Regions from separate parts of the Homo sapiens genome. Here region 2 is linked to region 1. Evidence: chromatin contacts called from ENCODE Hi-C or POLR2A ChIA-PET data. All regions are on one chromosome and are shown on one strand. Each heading gives the region's core, a stretch centred on a gene start or an enhancer-like site at or near the end of the contact. The rest is flanking DNA. Distances are from core to core; before and after follow the strand shown. Region 1 overlaps SHISA9 (shisa family member 9). Region 2 overlaps SHISA9 (shisa family member 9).

Region 1 (7,031 bases), core at 2,273-4,772:
AAATATAGAGAGATAGATATAGATACAGATATGGATGTGATAGATGTAAATGCAGATAAATATAGAGTTATAGATGTAGACATATATAGTTTCAGGTTCAGAATAATTTTCATAATAAGCAACCTAAGAATCCCAGTGAACTGAAGATTCTGATAAATTACAATTTCACATAGACTTAGAAATCACTTGCTAGATGGGAGGCCGAGGCAGGTGGATCACCTGAGGTCAGGAGTTCAAGACCAGCCTGGTCAACATGGCAAAACCCCGCTCTACTAATAATAAAAATTAGCTGGGCATGGTGGTGGGTGCCTGTAATCCCAGCTACTCAGGAGGCTGAGGCAGGAGAATCGCTTGAACCTGGGGGTTGGAGGTTGCAGTGAGCCAAGATTGCACCACTTCACTCCAGCCTGGGCGACAGAGCGAAACTCCGGAAAAAAAAAAAAAAAAAAAAAAAAAAACCACCAGAAATCACTTGCTAGCCATGGCTTATATGGACATGAAAGTCATATTCTTAATTTTTAGAAACTATAGTCTGTGTTTTTAGGGAGTCTTGGTCATTTTTGCCCGCCTGGTTTCCATGCCTCCTTCTTTGGGTAAGAACATGTCAATTTTCCTTTAGGGAACTACCTCTCTTCCATTGGATAAAATTTTAGAGAAATTATCAATAAAGATGTCCTGCCCTCTCCTGGCCAAGGAGTGGCCCAAGCTTGTCCAGATATACGCTTTCTCCCCATAATTTGAGTCATGAGCAGTGAATACAAGGACGGACGCTAGATAGGACTTCATTGCCGTTCTCTAGGGACCTTGGAACTCCCTGGTCCCTTTTCTTCCTAGGCCTTCCACTTTCTAATTGGTCTCTTTGGCTTACCACCAAAGAATCCTGGCAGGCAGTGCTGGAGACCCTTGACTTGTGTCTTCAGCCCACTCTGGGCCTCACTTCCAATAATACTTTGATGCCACTTATGCATAATAAGGAAAGCAAGCATACTTTTATGCCACAGGCAACAAAATCCAGAAGGGTGCTTGAAGAATACGTTACTAATCCCCTCCAGATAATATCCACACAAGAGAAGAGCCTTTTTCGAGGCTATACAGACAATTAGTGGCAAAACTTAGACCAGAACATAGCCTTCTGAAGTCCCAATTCAGTGCTCTTTCCACTGTGCCCAAATCAGTGCTACTATCCCCACCTCTAGGAGTCTTAATGTAAATATTTATAGTTTAAAATTTCTTAAGAATCATTCACTAGTAGGTAGAGTGGTTGGAAAAGTTCAATGTGTTACATATACACAAGTTGCTTAGCTCATAGGCACTAAAAAAAAGCAACTATCACTAGCATCTGCAGATTTTATTAAGTTCATTTTTGTCTGCAGGAGGAAGGAGAGTGATGGGATGAATTAGTCTGATGCCTCCCAGTTGTCTGCCAAATCTCTGCTCTGAAGTCGAAATGTTTCACTCATCCAGTGACTGCCCAAATGGAATTAACTAGCGTAGTCTGTAGCCTATATCTTTATGGAAGTTAAGAATCACTTCCCAAGCAGCACTAGAATTGAACTCTCCAGCGAAACAACAGGCACATGTTTCTTGACTTTCTATTTCCCTGAAGAATCAGTTCAGTCCAGAGGGCCCTCCTGATCCCATATCATTCCAGGAAACCTGTTAGCATTTGAAAAGGAAAAGAAGGGCAAAAGGAAAACTTTCTGTGAATATGGGATTCAGCTGCCAGGCTCCTCAGGGAAAGTGAATAGGATCCTTCATGAGTCCCTGCTTTTATTCTTGCTAACAAAATCTATTATTTTTTGTGTGGGGGGAGCGGAGGGGTGAAATGGAATCTTGCTCTGTTGCCCAGGCTGGAGTACAGCGGCACAATCTCAGCTCACTGCAACCTCCGCCTCCCAGGTTCAAGCGATTCTCCTGCCTCAGCCTCCCAAGTAGCTGGGATTACAGGCACCCACCACCACGCCTGGCTAATTTTTGCATTTTTAGTAGCTACAGGGTTTCACCATGTTGGCCAGGCTGGTCTTGAACTCATGACCTCAAGTGATCCTCCCACCTCGGCCTCCCAAAATGCTGAGATTACAGGAGTGAACCACTGCACCCAGCCACAAAATCCATTCTTTAAAAAAGCATTACCCAATCTTACCATCCACTGCACCAACACCCTCACTATTTCCTGGGTCACTTATAATTGCATTATCCAATATGGTAGCCGATAGCTACATGCAATTATTCAAATTTAACTCTGAATTAGTTAAAATTAAATAAAATTAAGAATTCAGTTTCTCAGTTGCATTACCCGCATGTCAATGGTCCAACAGTCACATAAGATTAGTGCCTGCTATATTGAATAGAACAGACACGGAGTATTTCCACCTTCATGAGAAGTTGATTTGGACAGTGCTGACTTAGAAGAAAGTCTAAACTCCTTGCTGGAGTCTAAAAGATTCTGTATGATTCATCCTTCCAACATCCCTCACCTCATTATATATCACTCTCATCCTTGCTCACTTAGTGATATACGGAGGTGTGGGTGAGGAAGATGACCCAACCCACAGTGGCCACTCATTTGGTTTTAGGACTTGCCAGACTTTGTTTCTACCTTGGGACCTCTGCACCTGTGGTGCTTCTTGGCTGGAATACTCTTTCATTCTGCTCTTCTGTTTCCTCTTATCTTTCTGTTTTTAATTAAAATATTCTTTCCAGAGAGCCTTCCCTGATCACTCTTGCTAATATATGACACTACCCTTTAAATGTGAGTGCTTACAACCATTGGAAATGATCATAATTTATTTTTATTTACCTTTATTTATCATTATTTATTTTTATTTACATTTTTCCTCCACTTGCCCCTCTCAACACACACACACACACACACACACACACACACACACACACAAACTCCAAGAGAGCAGAGATTTTGCCTAATTTACTTATAACCATATCCCCAATGTCTAGAATTGTGTCTGGCATAGATTAAGCATGCAAGAGAAATTTTTGTGGACTAATTAGACTACAATGCAAAGACAGACCGGAATCTATAGGACAGTTCTCTAAAGAGAAAGCTAAAAGGAATAAACCTGGGTACCACTAAAATTGAGCTAAACACTGATCTGGAAAGGAGCTAAGAAGGTCTTTATTATATTAGCTTTCCTTATTTCTGCAGGATTTTCCTTACTTTGGCTGCTTTGATGAATTGCACCAAAGATCCACCCCTACAACAATGATGATGGCATTCATAATAATGGCAGTCATAAAATTAATCTGGTACGATATGTCGTTCCTACAGCCCCTGCTCCTAAAGAGAGATGATCCACACAACAGCATGGGGTGAGTAGGGAGATTTATAAAGTGTTTAAAAAACAGCATCCCCAGAGCACAGGGAGGAGGCTTGCCTCCCCAGTTATGCAGCAAATTAGGTCACAGTTCCCCACCCCATCCTCTCCCAAGCTTCAGTGGCTGACTCATCCTTCGTGGGAAGACCTCTCTCCCATTCAAGACTGGGCAGCCAGCCAAGAGACAAGAGGGTTTCTGCCTGCCTCTCCAACCCAGCTGGGCACAGTCTCTGTCTCCCCCATAACCTCCTTCCCCATCTGTGCTCCGAGGTGATCTCAGCTTCCTGGCTACTGGCAAAGGCTTCAGGATTTACTAGACAGCCCTAGGAAACAGGCAAGCTGAGAAGTCCTCAACAGCCTTAGCTACACAGAGTCCTGATTTGGAGGGGGGATAAGGGCAGCAGGTGTCACCTTTTAAATATTTGCCCCGAAGTTTTAGTCTTGAAGTTTAGGCTGGAAAATTAGTACCTGTGCAGACAGCTAAAAGAGAGACTTAGCAATGCCTAGCTTCCTGCCAGGATCCCAGGTGGGTGTCTTTCGAGATTTCCTGGTTCTTCTCCTGTCCAAATTCCCTCAGCACTACCAAAGTGTATTCTTCAGTCAATCTCTAACTGTCCACGTGCTGTTTCATTCATTCATTCAACAAATACTTTGCGAGTGCCTCCCATGTATCAGACACTGTTCGAGGCACTGCAGACAAATACAGTAAGTGAATGAAATAGATAAAAATCCCTGCCTCATGGGCTTACATTCTTCTGAACCCACTTTAAAACATATGCCCCGGCCAGGCGCGGTGGCTCACACCTGTAATCCCAGCACTCTGGGAGGCTGAGGTGGGCAGATCACCTGAGGTCAGGAGTTTGAGACCAGCCTGGCCAACACGGTGAAACCCCGTCTGTACTAAAAATACAACAACAACAACAACAAAAATAGCCGGTGTGGTGGTGTGTGCCTATAGTTCCAGCTACTTGGGAGGCTGAGGCAGGAGAATCATTTGAACCTGGGAGGCAGAGGTTGCAGTGAGCTGAGATTGCACCATTGCAGTCCAGCCTGGGCAACAGAGTGAGACTTGGTCTCAAAAAAAAAAAAAAAAAAAAAAAAAAAAAAATATATATATATATATATATATATATATACACACACATATATGTATATATATATGTGTGTATATATATATACATATATGTGTATATATATATATGTATATATATATATACATATATGTATATATATATGTATATATATATATATACACATATATGTATATATATATATATATGTATATATACCCCTAGTGAGAGATAGGGGTCCACTTTCATTCTTCTGCATATGGCAATCCAGTTTTTCCAGCCCATACTTTACCACTACACAATACATCCATGTAACAAATCAGCACTTGTACCCCCTAAATCTGTCATTGAAAAAATATATATATTCCTTAAAAATAAGGATAGTATCTATTATTCTTTTTACTATTATTATTTAATATTTAAATACATAAAGGGAAATAAAGGATAACATAATAAAGCCCATTTATTCACAGTTCAGTTCAAGAAATAAAAAAATTAGGGCTATCCATGAAGCCCCTGTGTGCCTCTCCCCATCTCATTTTTCTCAAGGTATTCGCCATTCTGAATGTAGTGATTATTTTTTCCCTGCATATCTTTTAGATCTGTGACATGGTCCCTAAACAGTTTACTATATTGTTTTGCACGTTCTACATTTTGAATATAGCTTCCAAAACTTACTTTTTTGCGTGCTGATTTAATGAATACAGTTTCAGCTCATTCATTTATTTGTTTTCTGTTTCCAGTGTACACTTCACACTGAAGAACATTTTTTTTGGTGGGGAGGGCGTGGGGATAGAGTCTGGCTCTGTCTCCCAGGCTAGAGTGCAATGGCACGCTCTCAGCTCACTGCAGCCTCCGCCTCCCGGGTTCAAGCAATTCTCCCGCCTCAGCCTCCTGAGTAGCTGGGACTACAGGCATGCTCCACTACTCCCAGCTAATTTTTCTGTTTTTTTAGTAGAGACAGAGTTTCACCATGTTACCCAGGGCTGGTCTCGAACTCCTGGCCTCAGGGGATCCACCTGCCTAGGCCTCTCAAAGTCCTGGGATTACAGGTGTGAGCCACTGCACCCCGCCTGGAGAACAACACTTACAGAAGAGTGTACACTTTATAAGTGCAAGGAGTGATGAATTTCCACCAAGTGAGCACTATAGCATAATCAGCACCCAGACAGAAAAAAAAAAAAAAAATCATCTCCCAAATCCCAGGAGCTCTCTTGTGCTTTTTTTTACATTAACCACCCTCCACCCAGGGTGACAAATTCCATGGCAGGTTCACTGTAGGTGAATGGTGTTTGCTCCAGAATAGAGATTAGCAAACTACAAACTGTGGGCTGAATCGTGTGCACCTCCGTTTTTTTTTCTTTTTTTTTTTTTCTTTTGAGATGGAGTCTTGCTCTGTCACCCAGGACAGAGAGCAGTGGCAGGATCTCAGCTCACTGTAACCTTTGCCCCCTAGGTTCAAGCGATTCTCCAGCCTCAGCCTTCCAAGTAGCTGGGACTACAGGTGCGCACCACCACGTTCAGCTAATTGTTTTGTATTTTTAGTAGAGACGGGGTTTCACCATGTTGGCCAGGCTGGTCTCGAACTCCTGACCTCAGCCTCGGCCTCCCAAATTGTTGGGATTACAGGTGTGAGCCACCATGCCCAGCCTGCACCTCCCATTTTTATAAATAAAATTCTATTGGAACACAGCCACACTCACTCATTTACATATATCATCTATGGCTGGTTTTGCACCACAGTGGCAGAGTTGGGTAGCAACAGACACCCCACATCACTCACAAGCCTAAAATATTTACTACTGAGCTCTTTCCAGGAAAGTTTGCAGATGACCTTTTCCAGAACTTTCCATAAACAGAACCACACACAGTCTGTACACCTTTGTGCCTGGCTTCTCTCACTCAACAGCATATTTGCAAGGTTCACACATACAGTTGTAGCTGTTCATTCTCAAAAATGTATGATATTTCATTTTACGATTACAAAGCAATTTATTTATTCATTCAGCCATTGATGGATATTTTAGTTGTTTCCAGTTTGGGGCTATTATGAATAGTGCTGCTATAAACATTCTTGTCCATGTCTTTTGGTATAGTTCATTCATTGTAATTACTGCAAGGTAATCCATCATATACGTAGACCATAATTTATTTATTCACCCACCTTATAATGGATATTTAGGTCAGTGGTTCTCATACTAGTCTACACATTGGAATTACCCAGGATCTTCAAAACATAGTGACAAATGTGTCCCAGCCTTGAGACTGTGATTTATATGATATGGGATATATGTAGCCTGAGCTCTGGATTTTTTTTTTTTTTTTTTTTTTTTTTTTTTTTTTTTTGAGATGGAGCCTTCCTCTGTCACCCAGGCTGGAGTGCAGTGGTGCCACCTCAGGTCACTGTGAACTTTGCCTCTGGGATTCAACTGATCCTCCCGCCTCAGCCTCCCAAGTAACTGGGATTACAAGCATGTGCCACCACATCCGGCTAATTTTTGTATTTTTAGTAGAGATGAGGTTTCACCATGTTGGCCAGGCTGGTCTTGAACTCCTGACCTAAGGTGATCTACCTGCCTCAGCCTCCCAAAGTGCTGGGATTACAGGCATGAGCCACCATGCCTGGCTT
Region 2 (7,121 bases), core at 978-3,477, 110 kb before region 1:
CTTTGCCTTGACATGTTCTTTTTCTCAATTTTGAAATACAAATATCCTAAATTTTCTTCTAATCCATTTCCCTGTCTCCATTTTCACTAGTACCATTTTGGCCCAAGACACCACAATCATCTCTCACCTATACAACTGAAGCATGTTTCTTATCTACTCTGGACTTCTTCCAATCCATTCTCAAGTCTCCTTTTTTTGCATCCTGGTCTATCTTTCCTAATTTCCTCACATCTGTCTTTCAATTTACTACCTCTTTCTGAAGCTATATCTGATTTGTTGTTTAACTCTGAAATTGACTATTTAATTTCAATGACAATATTCTTCTTCTTTTTTTTTTTTTTTTTTTTTTGAGATGGAATCTTGCTTTGTCATCAGGCTGGAGTGCAGTGGCATGATCTCGGCTCACTGCAACCTCTGCCTCCCGGGTTCAAGCAATTCTCCTGCCTCAGCCTCCCAAGCCACGGAGACTACAGGCACATGCCACCATGCCCAGCTAATTTTTGTATTTTAGTAGAGACAGGGTTTCATCATGTTGGCCAGGATGGTCTCAATCTCTTGACCTCATGATCTGCCCGCCTCGGCCTCCCAAAGTGCTGGGATTACAGGCGTGAGCCACTGTGACAGGCCAATGACAATATAATTGATTTCTATAAATTTTAGTTAGCTTTAAAAACAATCTTCCTGTTTTTTTCTTTAAACAATACTCTTGTGTTTTCATTATGGCCTCTCATTCTTTTTTAAAAAAATTCTCTTTGATCATTTTAAACAAACTTATTTTATTGTTTCTTTCATTTGGTTCCTTTGTTTCAAGTTCTTGAGACATTACTACTTATTGTGTGTGCTAACTTTCCTTCATGTGAGATGCCTAATTACCTGGATTATAATTTTTTATTAGAACCTTCAACAGAGGTTCCTTTATTCTGTAAAAGTCCCCTGAGTCAAGGGATATAGAAATAAGACTGCGAAGGTAGCTTGTTCACCAGGTGTTTTTTTAGCCCTAGATTAGATCACACCTGAATTTCTCACATTAGAATTCCTACACCCAGGCGGTGCACCTACACATAACGTAGACTTGACCTTTTACTTTCTCACCAGAGATTTTCTTTTATCAGCCTTGAACCCTGGGCAGGCGACAACCTTCCTTATAGCTTCTTTGGATATGTCAACAGAGTTTTTCTAGCCCTTCATAAAACAGGCGAAGTCCTAGCCTTATTTTAGGAATGTCAGTTGCAGCTGTACATTTCACACTGGCTCTAGGCCATGTTACCTGTCTCTTGATGAGACATCGGCTTTTATCAACACAAGCCTTTATGTTTTAGAACCTATATCTATGTTGGAGCTCTTCCTTTTTTTTTTGTCTAATCCTTTAGACAAAATACTATTAGCTCTTCCTTAATAATTATTTATCTTTCTTTCTTTTGGAGTATAGGTATCGACATAGACATAGATATATAGATATATAGACATAGATATAGAGAAATAGTCTCAACTAGGTCTAAGTGTTTTGAAGAAAAAGAGGGCCATGCCAGTTGAGTCTGCAATGCTGCCAGTTGAGTCCACCATATTGGTAAGGATATCCTTCTCAATCCACCACAATCAGAATGATACTTCTACAACACAAGTCTTGTCCTATTACCTGCCCCACAAACACACACATTTGGGACACCTTCCTGCTTACCTTCACTTTATGTCTTCCCTTTTATTAAAGAACTGAATCTCCATCCTCATCTCCAATCAAACCCATTCTCACCATGATCTCCAGCCACCCTGGTCTTTCTCAAATAAATTGGCCTCAAACAAAACCTTCCCCCCTTGGAAATCATTCATAAGCTGTTCCGTCTGCCTGGAATGTTCTTCCAGCCCCTCCCTCAACCCCTTTTTCTCATTAAGTTCTCTTCATTCTTTATATCTCCATTTGTTGTTTAAGCCAGTCTGTCTATGGTCTATGGTCTATGGTCTAAGCTTAAGAGAAAAGCTTTCTGGCCCCAAATGAGGTCAGGTCCCTCAGTCATATGTTCACACAACATCCCGAACCTCTTCATAGCACGTACCATCATTGTCATTTAAATCCCATGAAGGGTAGTTTAGTTAATTATTGCCTTTCCCACTGGACTGTAACTCCAGAAAGAGGAACCTGTCTGGAGTGTGCAGTGCTACACCCCCACCACCTAGTACAATAAATATTTGTCAAGTAAATGCAAGATTTCTCTTTCCAGCCCTGTCTGTCATTCTCACTCTAAGGCACCTGAGCTCACTGCATTTTCCCACAAGCCTCTCCTGAAGCAAGAATACTGTTGTCTGGAAGGTTTATTCACTGCCTGATCAAGATTTGTTCTAAGCAGCAGGGAGGTCATTGAGTTCATGGGAACATATTTCCACAAAGCAACAGCAGCTCCCTTCATTGCCTGTTTTCAAAAAGAAGCAGCAGAATGAGATTTGTGGGGTTCAAAGGTGGATATGATTATGCAGGTTTGGTCTTGGGTCTGCCTGACTCTCTCTGTGAACTTGGATTGCTTGGTCTTTTCTGGCCCTCAGGTTCCTTGTTTTTAAAATAAAGGGCTGGGCAGATAATTTATAAGAAACTAGCCTTTTTTCTTTTTTTTTAGAAAACTATGATCATATGAATAACCTCACTGCAAGAGGCAAGAAATTTGCCTCCTCATTTCTTCTCTAATGCCTGCTAGCAGTTTGACCTTGGGCAAGTTGCCTGATCTCTCGACTTCAGTTCTCCGGTCTATAAACTAGAGTTAATCCCAAATCCTGCCTCCCTCCCGCTTTGAAACCAGATTGTATCCATCATGGTGTGGTGGATACCGTTGGTGCCCTGCCCAGATTCTTTTCACAGCAGGTGTCCCCATCCCCCAGAGGCTGTGAATGATGATTGCTAATGGCTCACAGCCACCTTCGTCTATGGAAAATTGGCTCTAGCTGAATGGGAGCTACCTTGCCAATAAGGTTTCTTTCCCCACCCCCTGAAGCAGCCCATAGACAAGGCAGCCCATAGTCAATGACAAACACAAGCAGCCCATAGTCAATGACTAACATGAGAATATGGAAGGCCAGACCCTCGCCTCAAAGTGGAACCAGCTCTGAGATGCAATTGATGCTTAGGGCTTCGCATGGAATCAGGCTGAAGAATAGCTGACCTAGCTGGTCTCCTTTCCCTGCCACATCCTTGCTGAGTTCCTTGCCCTGCACAATCTTGCTTTCCTCACTACCCTTCTCTGGAAAGTGTCCCTCTATAAATCACTTGCACAAGAATCCCCATCTCAAACTCTGCTTCTAGGGAATCCAACCTAAGATGCAAAGTGAAGCCCTCTTGTTTTGCATACATCATCTCATGGAACGCCTACAACTATTCGCACAATGATGCACTTCTATGATCATTGTATAGAGATGACGCATGAGACCATGAGAAGTTGAGCAACTTGTTCAAGCCTGAATCTTAAAAATGTCTCCATCCTGTTGGAGTAGCCATCCAGCCCCATGGAGTAGCCACGAACTGCCAGGAGAAACAGAGAAGGAGAAATAGTGTCTGCTTCTCCTCAAGTTCCTCCTTTGCTAGTCCTCTGGTGACCCCACTGTTGGCTGCCCCTCCCCTCTATCCACCAGCACTAGGGGAGCACAGGCTTACTTGGCACATCAGTTCCCAGCTAAGCTGGGTGCACAAACACACATGGCAGTGGCTGCTAATGGGGCAAAACTCCAGGCAAACCTGGAGAAGACAGCCAGTGGAAAAGTTGGCCCAAACCCCAATTTCTACATCAAAAGGCAATGAAGGAGGTGATGGACTCTCTTAAGAAGGAAAGGGTTTTCTCTACAATTTGCACCTTGGTCACCTCTGGATGGGATGAACTTTCCATCTTTTCCTTATTCCTATTTTATTTAAGGAGTGGCTCTTGGGCAAGAGACTTCAGCCCCCCACCCACACATGTACAAACTACCATTGCAAAGAGTACTTTCATTGCCTTTCCAGTATCCATTCTCCCCATTCCTTTCAATCATAATCTGCTTCTCATTTGGGGAACTTACCTGTACACCAATCTTAGCCATATGGTTTAGACGGGACTGATCTTCCCCTTGGTTCTAAGGATTGACCTTCCTGGCATCTCCCAGACACTGATCCCATTCAAGCCAATGAGAGAGAAAGAGAAAGAGAGAGAATGCCGGGACATGAGAAGGAGGTACCTGCAGAGACACTCTCTCTTCTGTGAACGGGATGTGCTGAAGGTGGAAATTGTGCAGCTGCTGCAGCTGTTTTCAGACCAGAAGAAAAGAGCATAGAGCTACGATGACCCACCAAGAGGTGCCCGAGGATGGAATGAAAAGGCAAAGAGAGAGGAACTCAGGTCTTTAAACTACTAGATTAAGCCCCACATGAACTGGGCATCATAACTTGATTTTCCTGTTGCTTTAGTCAATAAGTTGCATAAATTATTTAAGCCAGAATGTTTTGCATTTTCTTATTGTATACAATGCAAAAAGCCTTGCATGATATGTCTCTATTCTGCGTTCTCAAGGGAGTTAAACACTTCTGGTTAATACCTCACACTGCTTCAAATAATTCACACCCTGTAAGCTTCACTGTCCTTTTATTTCCCCTTTGGGGGGTTCTGTTGTTGTTGTAGTCGTTGTTGCCTTAGCAGTTACTTAATGAGTTGGCGGTAACTCCCAAGTAAGGTGAAATATTGAAAAGATAATTAGTGCAGCTCATGTCTCCACTTACATTCCCAATTCTGAATCTAGATGAGGGGCAGTAAATTGTGCCACACCACCACCATCACTACCACACAAACACACACACACACGCTAAATCTAGTTGATCAGTAGAAACCTTTTTTTTTTTTTTTTGAGATGGAGTCTCGCTCTATCACCCAGGTTGGAGTGCAGTGGCGCAATCTTGCCTCACTGCAACCTCTGCCTCCCGGGTTCAAGCAGTTCTCTGCCTCAGCCTCCTGAGTAGCTGGGATTACAGGTGCCCACCACCATGCCCAGCTAATAAAAACCCTCTAAAGTGCTGTGTTGAGAAATATCCTGAGATCCATTCCTGCCTAGGAGGAGACAAGCGCTCTGATTATCTGGTGATATACACCATAGATGTGGAATCACGGGTGGAGGAGGAGGGAATGCACACATTGGCTACCTCGGATCAAAAAAAAAAAAATACCTTGAAGGCTTGCCACAATGTCTAACTTCCCTTGCAGCCAGCAAGTCTTTCCTCATGTTCTACCTAAATAATTTATAATGCAATTTCAGCCCAGTTTCCCTTGGCCTATTCACAGTAGCCGTGAGGACTGGCTTGTCAGCCTCGCCTGACCCTTTTACATCCATGATAAAGAGTGCTATAAAGTTGTCTTTGCCATCTCATCATCTTCCCGTGCTAAATGATCCCTTCCCACAGCTTTGGGTCTCAATCTAGACCAGGCACTCCCTCTCCATACAAAATGACTGAAAAGTCCAGATCACAAAGAATGCCTGCGTTTTGGAAAACACATTTTCTATCCATCCCTAGGTACAGCAAAAACTTCTAAATTAAATAAAATGAGACTAAGAATGGTTTTGAAAACCCCAATTCTCCATCATTTAGGGCTATGATTTGAATGTTTTTGTATCTCTCCGAATTCATATGTTGAAGCTAATTCCCAATGTGATGGTATTTGGAGGTGGTGCTTTGGGGAGGTAATTAGGTAATGAGGGTGGAGCCCTCATGAGTGAGATTATAAGAAGAGACATGAGAGAGATTACCTCTCTCTTGGCCATGTGAGGATACAGTGACAAAGCCACCATCTGCAAACCAGGAAGCCAGTCCCCACCAGATACCATATCTGCAGGCACTTCGTCCTTCGACTTCCCAGTCTCCAGAGCTGTGAGAAATAAATATTTGTTGTTTAAGCCACTCCGTCTATGGTCTGTGGTGACTAACACACATAGTAACAACCTTCTTCCACAGCATGGCTATTTTATGTCTCCAGTGACAGTCAATAGCCAGCAAAAGTTGGGCATTAATCACTGCAAAGCATTATTCACTAGGAATTCTGGTAAATGATAACTAAAGAAAAGGAGTTCCCACACCTACAAACACACCATCTCCTCAGTCCTCTCAATCCTGCTCTTCTTTTAGGAAATTTGCTCTCCTCCAATGTCTGTGGTCTTGGTGAAGCTAGAAATTATCAAGTCTCATTCTCCCTTACCCATGAAGGGGCAGACACAGGATCCACACTAGACCAATGGGACACTTCTTGGGACTTTACATCTTAAATGAAACTAGGCTAAGATAAAAATTGGAGCTGACCAAGTGGTGGTGTTTTTTACTTATTTATTTATTTTTTTGAGACGGAGTCTCACTCTATCGCCCAGGCTGAAGTGCAGTGGCGCAATCTAGGCTCACTGCAAGCTCCACCTCCCGGGTTCATGCCATTCTCCTGCGTCAGCCTCCCAAGTAGCTGGGATTACAGGCGCCCACCACCACGCCCAGCTAATTTTTTGTATTTTTAGTAGAGATGGGGTTTCACCATGTTAGCCAGGATGGTCTCAATCTCCTGACCTCGTGATCCTCCTGCCTCGGCCTCCCAAAGTGCTGGGATTACAGGCGTGAGCCACTTCGCCCGGCTGAGTGGTGGTGTGTTTACAAGATGGTCCAATAATCCTGCTTTCTAGACGCCTAAAATTTCCCTGGTTTCTGGATCCCCCGGCCTTCCCTTCTCAAAGGCATTCAATATATTTTGATTTCCTTCATGCTAGGAAAGGTTGGTTTCTGCTGCTTGCATCAACGAACACTAATGTGTAGTGTTAACACCACAAGAAGGTGTTTCCTGGGTTTTTTAAACCATAATTATATGTTAAAAAAACAATCATTTCACACTTTTGCTGGCATTACATAAGAGTTTTGTCCCAGAAATCAATGGCAAAAATTCTCCATGTATAAACTGAACAATGTCATGACAATAGAATTTTTGTCAAGGAACCCGAGTAATCTGAAATTGCTTTTGTGATGTTGATCTAATGTCTCATTAAAATTAGGCAAATCAAGGGGAATGCAAATGCCATCAAACAGAGAGCATTGTCAGGAGAAAATGGATCTTCCAGGAGAAATGCGTTGTTTATAGGGTGTTTATGATTGG

Evidence for each region. A loop is a pair of places that touch in the nucleus more often than their neighbours do. ChIA-PET counts read pairs that join two places held with the same protein, here RNA polymerase II (POLR2A).
Region 2: a map of posterior vena cava shows a loop between it and region 1 (6-fold over the local background). The contact joins two enhancer-like sites. A Hi-C loop is called at or near these places in 1 of 168 maps with a recorded cell type or tissue (posterior vena cava). POLR2A ChIA-PET finds 5 or more read pairs at or near these places in 2 of 52 experiments (PC-9 and Panc1).

What each region holds. Positions count from the first base shown.
Region 1 is chr16:12,967,907-12,974,937 of GRCh38, reverse strand. All of the region lies in intron 2 of SHISA9 (shisa family member 9), which reads right to left. Among named protein-coding and RNA genes, the nearest start is that of SHISA9, 70 kb to the right of the region's middle. Within about 2 kb of position 3,522, at least 2 of the 41 ENCODE cell types and tissues checked have a DNase peak (open chromatin) inside an H3K27ac peak, as active enhancers do.
Region 2 is chr16:13,079,582-13,086,702 of GRCh38, reverse strand. All of the region lies in intron 2 of SHISA9 (shisa family member 9), which reads right to left. Among named protein-coding and RNA genes, the nearest start is that of SHISA9, 180 kb to the right of the region's middle. Within about 2 kb of position 2,227, at least 2 of the 41 ENCODE cell types and tissues checked have a DNase peak (open chromatin) inside an H3K27ac peak, as active enhancers do.